Linked DNA regions of Homo sapiens: region 2 is linked to region 1. A link is a contact called in ENCODE Hi-C or POLR2A ChIA-PET data. All regions are on one chromosome and are shown on one strand. Each heading gives the region's core, a stretch centred on a gene start or an enhancer-like site at or near the end of the contact. The rest is flanking DNA. Distances are from core to core; before and after follow the strand shown. Region 1 holds the start of EVI2A (ecotropic viral integration site 2A). Region 2 overlaps CRLF3 (cytokine receptor like factor 3).

What was found. A loop is a pair of places that touch in the nucleus more often than their neighbours do. ChIA-PET counts read pairs that join two places held with the same protein, here RNA polymerase II (POLR2A). Pooled maps may share reads with other maps.
Region 2: a loop to region 1 is called in a map of CD8-positive, alpha-beta T cell, with 7 times the contacts of the local background. The contact joins the enhancer-like site here to the promoter of EVI2A in region 1. A Hi-C loop is called at or near these places in 2 of 168 maps with a recorded cell type or tissue (CD8-positive, alpha-beta T cell and naive thymus-derived CD4-positive, alpha-beta T cell) and 7 of 50 pooled maps. POLR2A ChIA-PET finds 5 or more read pairs at or near these places in 7 of 52 experiments (CD4-positive, alpha-beta T cell, GM12878, OCI-LY7 and 4 more).

The regions. Positions count from the first base shown.
Region 1 is chr17:31,319,760-31,323,297 of GRCh38, forward strand. It overlaps EVI2A (ecotropic viral integration site 2A), which reads right to left and starts at 1,863. Exons shown (of 2, transcript NM_014210.4): 1 at 1,736-1,863. All of the region lies in intron 36 of NF1 (neurofibromin 1), which reads left to right.
Region 2 is chr17:30,807,070-30,810,607 of GRCh38, forward strand. The region is part of intron 1 of CRLF3 (cytokine receptor like factor 3); the gene reads right to left. Among named protein-coding and RNA genes, the nearest start is that of CRLF3, 16 kb to the right of the region's middle. Within about 2 kb of position 1,987, at least 8 of the 41 ENCODE cell types and tissues checked have a DNase peak (open chromatin) inside an H3K27ac peak, as active enhancers do; they include CD4-positive, alpha-beta T cell, CD8-positive, alpha-beta T cell, GM12878 and 1 more, where a contact is called at or near this core.

The DNA of each region.
Region 1 (3,538 bases), core at 613-3,112:
AAAAAAAAAAACAGCAAATTTCCTCTGAGTAGACTTAAAAGTTCAACAAAAGTTGCTGGGTTTTCTTTTAAAGCATCATTTATACCTAGCATTTTTTCTGATTTTGACATAATTGTAAAAAAAAATGTGTAATAAAATAGAAATAGAGCATCAGGATCTTGATGATTTGGGATGAAGTGGCAGGTTATAAGCATCTCAACAGATAATTGAAAATGTTGAATTTCCGCTTTGGCCCTGAGCTTGCTGGAAACTAGTACAAAAAGGAGACAAGTTATATTATACATTTTTTAAATCTACCAAATGATTGATTTAAATAGAAATGGCATATCTTAGAATTTAACAGTTCCATGTACTGCTAACCCAGCAGGAAAGATTTATAATCATTATTAAGGTATCTTATAATAATATACCAGTTTGTCTTGAGCTACTTTTGAAAGGAGTATTTTATTGTTAGCATTTATTTGAATGAACTAAAAGCAAAACTATATTGTTCTCCTGAGATTTACTAAATGAAATTGCCTGGTTAAGAACCCTACGTATGCTATAGAAATTCTTCTCAAATGTACTTAGGAGTCCTTTTATTTAAAAAAAAAAAAAAAAGGCAGATTCTTACCTAGCTAGTATAGGTAGGGCCTGAAAGTCTTTGTTTCCAAACCAACTCCTAAGCAACATGGATGCCACTGCTAGTCAGGCTTTTGAACATCAAGGTTTTATAAGAAATGGTTGTTATATGTCATTGGCTGACATTTGTATACTATTAAAATACAGAAATTGAAAATAAGAAATGTGATACGTTGAGTTATGCAAACAAAAGTAGCATGTAATAAACAATGCTAACTGGAGACTATATTTCATATTAATAGTAGGGAGGAAAAACTATTAAATATTCCAGGATTAAGATTACTTTTTAGATTATGACCTTTAGTAGACAATTAAAGGCCCAAGTCACTGGCTTTTGTATAATAGTGTTCAGCTTTAATTTTTAAGTTTAGTGACATAAATCTTTGGATATTTCATGATTCTTCCACAAAAAGAAATACTTGAAATTGGATTAGCAAGTAATTTCCATCTTTTTATACTAGACTGGACTTCTGTATTAGATGCTAGAATGATTTAAAGTAGATTATTCTTTTCACATTAGTTCATTAACAGTGTAGTATACATCATAGTATTGGTACACATTTTAACAGTGCTTACCACGGAACAGATAATAGGCCTGCTGTTGATTGTCTTCAGCCAGATGTACTGCAGTGCCCAAATAAACAAACTGTATGACAAAATGAGACTTTCTCTTGCCCTTACAAATGCCTGAGAATTGAGGACTGTTTTTACTCCAGTTTATGCCTTGGAGGCCAGGTTGTGTTATCAGAAGTTTTCTTATATCTGATCATTTTCAGTAGAATTTATTTTCAGTAGAATTTGTAATGTCCAAGCATTAGTAATGAGAAATTTATTTTTTAACTTTTGAAAAATAACAAAACATTTCCAGTTTACTTGAGGAAACCAAACTTAGATCCTTCGTAATCCTAATTTAAAACTCCATGGCGATGGCAAATTTTTTCATTTCTAACTTAAAATTTATGTAACAGGACAGAAAAAAAAAGTATACATTTTCAGTCACAATTCTAGTTTGTTAGTGAGATTCTTACACACTTTGATAGCATTTCCTCGAACACTAATCTGTCAGACGTTAGAAGTGAAAAGGCATAAGAAAAGCCGTATATATATGACCTACCTTACAAAATGCTTGGTCAAAATCTGATTATAACGTGATTTTGATAAACCACTTCTTTTCTTGTCTTCTTTTTAAAGCAGAATAGACTTGGAGAATATGAGCCTTAAAGTAAATCTGCAGTAAAAAAGGATATGTGCAGCTAGTTTTCCACTTTTAAAACCAAACCACAGATGACACATTTCCTTTCCACTGCAACTAAAGCACATGTCACAGGAGGGAAAAAAAAAAAAACAACGAAAAAGCTCCAACTTCTCTAGTTGGCCACTGGCATGACAGGAGGCTTTGTAGAACCAATCCCCGCCTCCAGAGCAGGGAGGGTTTTCCACTTAATGCCTTTTGACAGTATGCTCATTCTATAGGCCTGCTACATGCTTTAGTGTCATTCAAAAGAGGTTTTGAAATGGTATCTTCCATTTCAAATCTTCTCTAAAAGACTTATTTGAAATCTACAGACTGATTTGAAAATGTGAGTTTGGAGTCCATGGGATACTGATCAGATAATGTAACAATTGTGGAACTGCAGCAATTATTTGAGAAAATATCTAGTAAACTTAGATTATATGGGACAGAAAATGCTTTCGTGTGGTGTAGTGTGTGTATACACACACACACACACACACACACACACACACACAACTGTCAAACATCCTGTCATCACCTCAAGTTTAACATGACTGAAACAGACTTTAAGAACTAGGTATGGGCTGAACACGGTGGCTCACACCTGTAATCCCAGCACGTTGGGAGGGTTGACGCAGGCAGATCACTTGAGGCCAGGAGTTCAAGACCAGCCTGGCCAACATAGAGAAAACCTGTCTCTACTAAAAATATAAAAATTAACCAGGCAGGGTAGCATGCACCTGTAGTCCCACCTACTTGGGAGGCTGAGACAGGAGAATAGCTTGAACCCGGGACGTGGAGGCTGCAGAGATCATGAGATCTTGGCTGCATGAGCTAAGATCATGCCACTGCACTCCAGCCAGGAAGACAGAGTAAGACTCTGTCTCAAAAAAAAAAAAAAAAAAAAAAAAAAAAAAAAAAAGAACTGGATATGGCAGCACATATCTGTAATCCCAGCTACTAGGTAGGTTGAGGTAGGAGGATCACTGGTGGAGCCCAGGAGTTCAAATCCAGCCTGGGTAACATAGCAAGACTCCATCTCTTAAAAATTAATTAAATTAATGAAATAAAAAGAACTTTATTTTTTCTTTAAAGGAGGCTGCCTGTGACAGTCTTCTTGTTTCTGTTCATGATAGCAACATTCTAATATCAGAGGCTTAGTATACAACACATCATTTTAATTTAAGTCCTCTCAGTCCTGATCAGACTTTGAATCATGTTGGTCCTTCCTTCATATTGTTGGATCAGTTTCTTTTTCCCTGTTTTTACTGTCAACAGTACTATTTTAGATCCTTATCAGGTCATACCTAGACTCTACAGTGCCTTTTCGGTAGCCCTGAATCCTTCTTATATCTTGTATACATCACTGTCTTTGGTCATACCACCCTTTCTTTAAGGGAAAATAAAACCGGTTGAACAGTTCCCTAATACATACAACAATGATTCAGAAATGTTTGTGTACATAAACATCAGATGAGAAGATTGTTTAAAAATTATAAAAGCAGGACATGGTGGCTCACACCTGTAATCTCAGCACTTTGGGAGGCTGAGGCGGGAGGATTACTTGAGCCACAGAAATTCGAGACCAGCCTGGGCAGCATGGCAAAATCCTGTCTCTACAAAAAATACAAAAAAACAAAAACAAAAAACTAGCCGGGCATGGTGGCGCTTATCTGTAGTCCC
Region 2 (3,538 bases), core at 737-3,236, 510 kb before region 1:
TCAAAAAACAATTCAGGTAACATATAATTCATTTTCTCTCGCTTAATGGGAAAATTCTAACTATAAGCCACTCCGATAAGTTAAAGCAAAAACATACTTTGCTTTCTAGATATTATTATCTTAGTTTCATATGACATATTGTTTACCACCATAACCCTTTTGTTAACTTTCTCTTATCAAGAAAGTTTAAAGTATAAGAAAAATCCACCAAGAAAGAACATATCAAAATATGAATAAAGGACAATATTTCAACAGTTAATATAGAGATTTAAAAACTTTCTATTTATTCTCTAAATTCTCTCTAAATTTAAAAAGCAGAATACAATATTGTTTCCCAGCAATGTTCACGACCATGTAAAAACAAAAAATGCCCATGCCCAAGGACTAAAACAGAAAAAGAGCAGTATCATTTACTGGGTGGGCAGACCATAGAAACAATTTTCTTTCCTTTTTTTTTTTTTTTTTTTTTTTTTTTTTTTTGACACAGAGTTTCACTCTTGTGGCCCAGACTGGAGTGCAGTGGCGCAATCTCGGCTCACTGCAACCTCTGCCTTCTGGGTTCAAGAGATTCTCCTGCCTTAGTCTCCTGAGTAGCTGAGATTACAGGCGCATGCCACCACGCCTGGCTAATTTTTGTATTTTTAGTAGAGACAAAGTTTCGCCAAGCTGGTCTTGAACTCCTGATCTCCGGTGATCCACCCACCTTAGCCTCCCAAAGTGCTGGGATAAGGCGTGAGCCACCTCATCCAGCCCTTTTCTCTCCATTTGACATTAACGCAGTTATAATAATATTTATGCAGTTAGTAAAATAATTCTTTAAATCACAAAGAGAAATCCTAAATTAATTGTTAACTAATTTCTGTATTTACCAAAGAATTTCTGTGAAATAAATCCAAGTAAAAATTTTAAAAAGAAAGAAAGGCCATAAACCCAAATTGCACTTGATTCAGCTCACCATTCAACTATGAGATCTTTGCAAACTGGGCCCTCATCTACATAGCATCTGGTAAACAAATGCTGTTGAGTGAAAACGCAGTTAATCATGTGTGTTTCAAAGAACTTTCTAAAAGAACCAAAGAGAGAATACCTTATGATTTTAACACAACCCCTGGGATACTGTTAGAAATTCAGAATCTCAGGCCCCACCCAGAACTGCTAAATCAGAACATGAATTTTTTTTCTTTCCTCCTCCTCCCCTAGAACCTATATTTTTTTTTTTTTTTTTTTTTTTTTTGGAGATGGAGTTTTGCTCTTGTTACCCAGGCTGCAGTGCAATGGAGCAATCTTGGCTCACTGCAACCTCCACCTCCCGGGTTCAAGTGATTCTCCTGTCTCAGCCTCCTGAGTAGCTGGGATTACAGGCGCATGCCACCATGCCTGGCTAATTTTTGTATTTTTAGTAGAGATGGGGTTTCATCATATTGGTCAGGCTGGTCTCGAACTCCTGACCTCAGGTGATCCTTCTGCCTCAGCCTCCCAAAGTGCTGGAATTACAGGCGTGAGCCAACGCGCCCAGCCAAACCTGTATATATATATATTTTTTTTTTGAGTCTTGCTCTGTCGCCCAGGCTGGAGTGCAGTGGCGCCAACTCGGCTCACTGCAACCTCCGCCTCCCAGGTTCAAGCAGTTCTCCTGCCTCAGCCCCCCTAGTAGCTGGGATTACAGGCATGCGCCACCAAGCCCAGCTAATTTTTTTGTATTTTTAGTAGAGACGGGGTTTCACCATTTTGGCCAGGCTGGTCGCGAACTCCTGACCTTGTGATCTGCCCGCCTCAGCCTCCCAAGGTGCTGGGATTACAGGCATGAGCCACCGCACCCGGCCAAATCTGTATTTTTAACAGGACCCTCAGTTGCTTTGTATACATATTACAGATACCAGAATAAGTGAAGACCTTGTGTCAGAACGCTGTAATACATTTCGAATGGCCAAGAGGAAATTCTGCAGTTGAGCACTGTGCCTCTGAGGTCCTGTCTTGCTCTTTAGCGGATATAGCATACACAGGAAGTGCATTGGTTAGGTAAAGTCAATTTCCTCTTCAGAAAGAATTCAAAAGCTCCTTCAGCTGTTGCAGAGCCTACGTTTTGTTTTTGTTTCAGAACCTCAGAAAAAAGGAAGTAAGTGAACACAAAACAGACAGAGGGCTAAAAAAATGAGACTCAATTTCCAAATTCACCTCCTGTACTCTCATTGTAAATTTGGTCCCTTTTGCTCATAGAATCCCAACCACTGCCATTTGAAACTTGATACCACCATGGGATCATTTTCTTTTCCTTGAAATATTTCATGATTTAAAGCCTAGTCACCTTTAATCCAATCATGTAACTAATCAAGTTCATTTGCTTGACTTTATGAAACTAATTTAAAAATGCAGCTCCACTGCTGAGTGAATTTCTTCATATTTGATGTGGTACCAATGGTTCCATGCGTTCACTGTTAACTCAATAAATCTTCACAATGCACTTTCAGAAAGTGAGGACCAAAGAAGAGAAAGAAGACAACTTACCCAAGGCTTCGCAGTGCCAGAAACAGTCTAACTCCAAAGACTATGCTCTTTCATTACACCATGCTGTTTTGTACTTACAGGACACTTTTTTTTTGAGACAGGTTCTCACTTGGTCGTCCAGGCTGGAGAGCAGTGGTACAATCACAACTCACTGCGGCCTCGAACTCCTGGGCTCAGGTGATTCTCCCACCTTAGCCTCCCAGGTAGCTGGGACCACAGGCATGTGTCACTACACCCAGCTATATTTTGTATTTTTTGTCGAGACGGATTTTCATCATGTGGCCCAGGCTGGTCTCGAACTCCTGGACTCAAGCAATCCTCCTGCCTCGGCCTCTCAAAGTGCTGAGATTACAAGTGTGAGCCACCGCGCTCGGCCATAGAACACTATTTTAAAAGAGCTCCCAGATAAATCTGTAAATTATGTATTGGCTAAAGACACTTCTTGGTATAACACGTAGTATTTCCTGTCCCTGTGTAAAGAATTGTGTGGTGGACAACCAATCAGCTTCAAATGCTACCTAGTCATTCAAGGCAAAAACAACTGTGGTGATTTGTAACAAAATAGATTTAAGAATACAAATGACAGACAAGATTTCAAACAGGAAACTGTAATATACATTGTTTATGTTGATCAATAATATTTTGAAATAATCTGCCACTAAAACCTTTAATGTAACAGACCATTAAAACTTACAAAGTTTTGGCCTGAGCACATTGGCTCATGCCTGTAATCCCAGCACTTTGGGAGGCCCAGGCAGGTGGATCACAAGATCAGGTGGTCAGGAGTTCGAGACCAGCCTGGCCAACATGGTGAAACCCCGTCTCTACTAAAAATGCAAAAATTACCCAAGCGTAGTGGTGCACGCCTGTAGTCCCAGCTACTGGGCTGAGGCAGGAGAATCACTTGAACCCGGGAAGCGGAGGTTGCAGTGAGCTAAGATAGTGCCATCGCACTCCAGCCTGGGCAATAGAGCAAGACTCCACCTCAAAAAAAAATAATAAATAAATAATAAAAAACAAAACTTACAAAGTT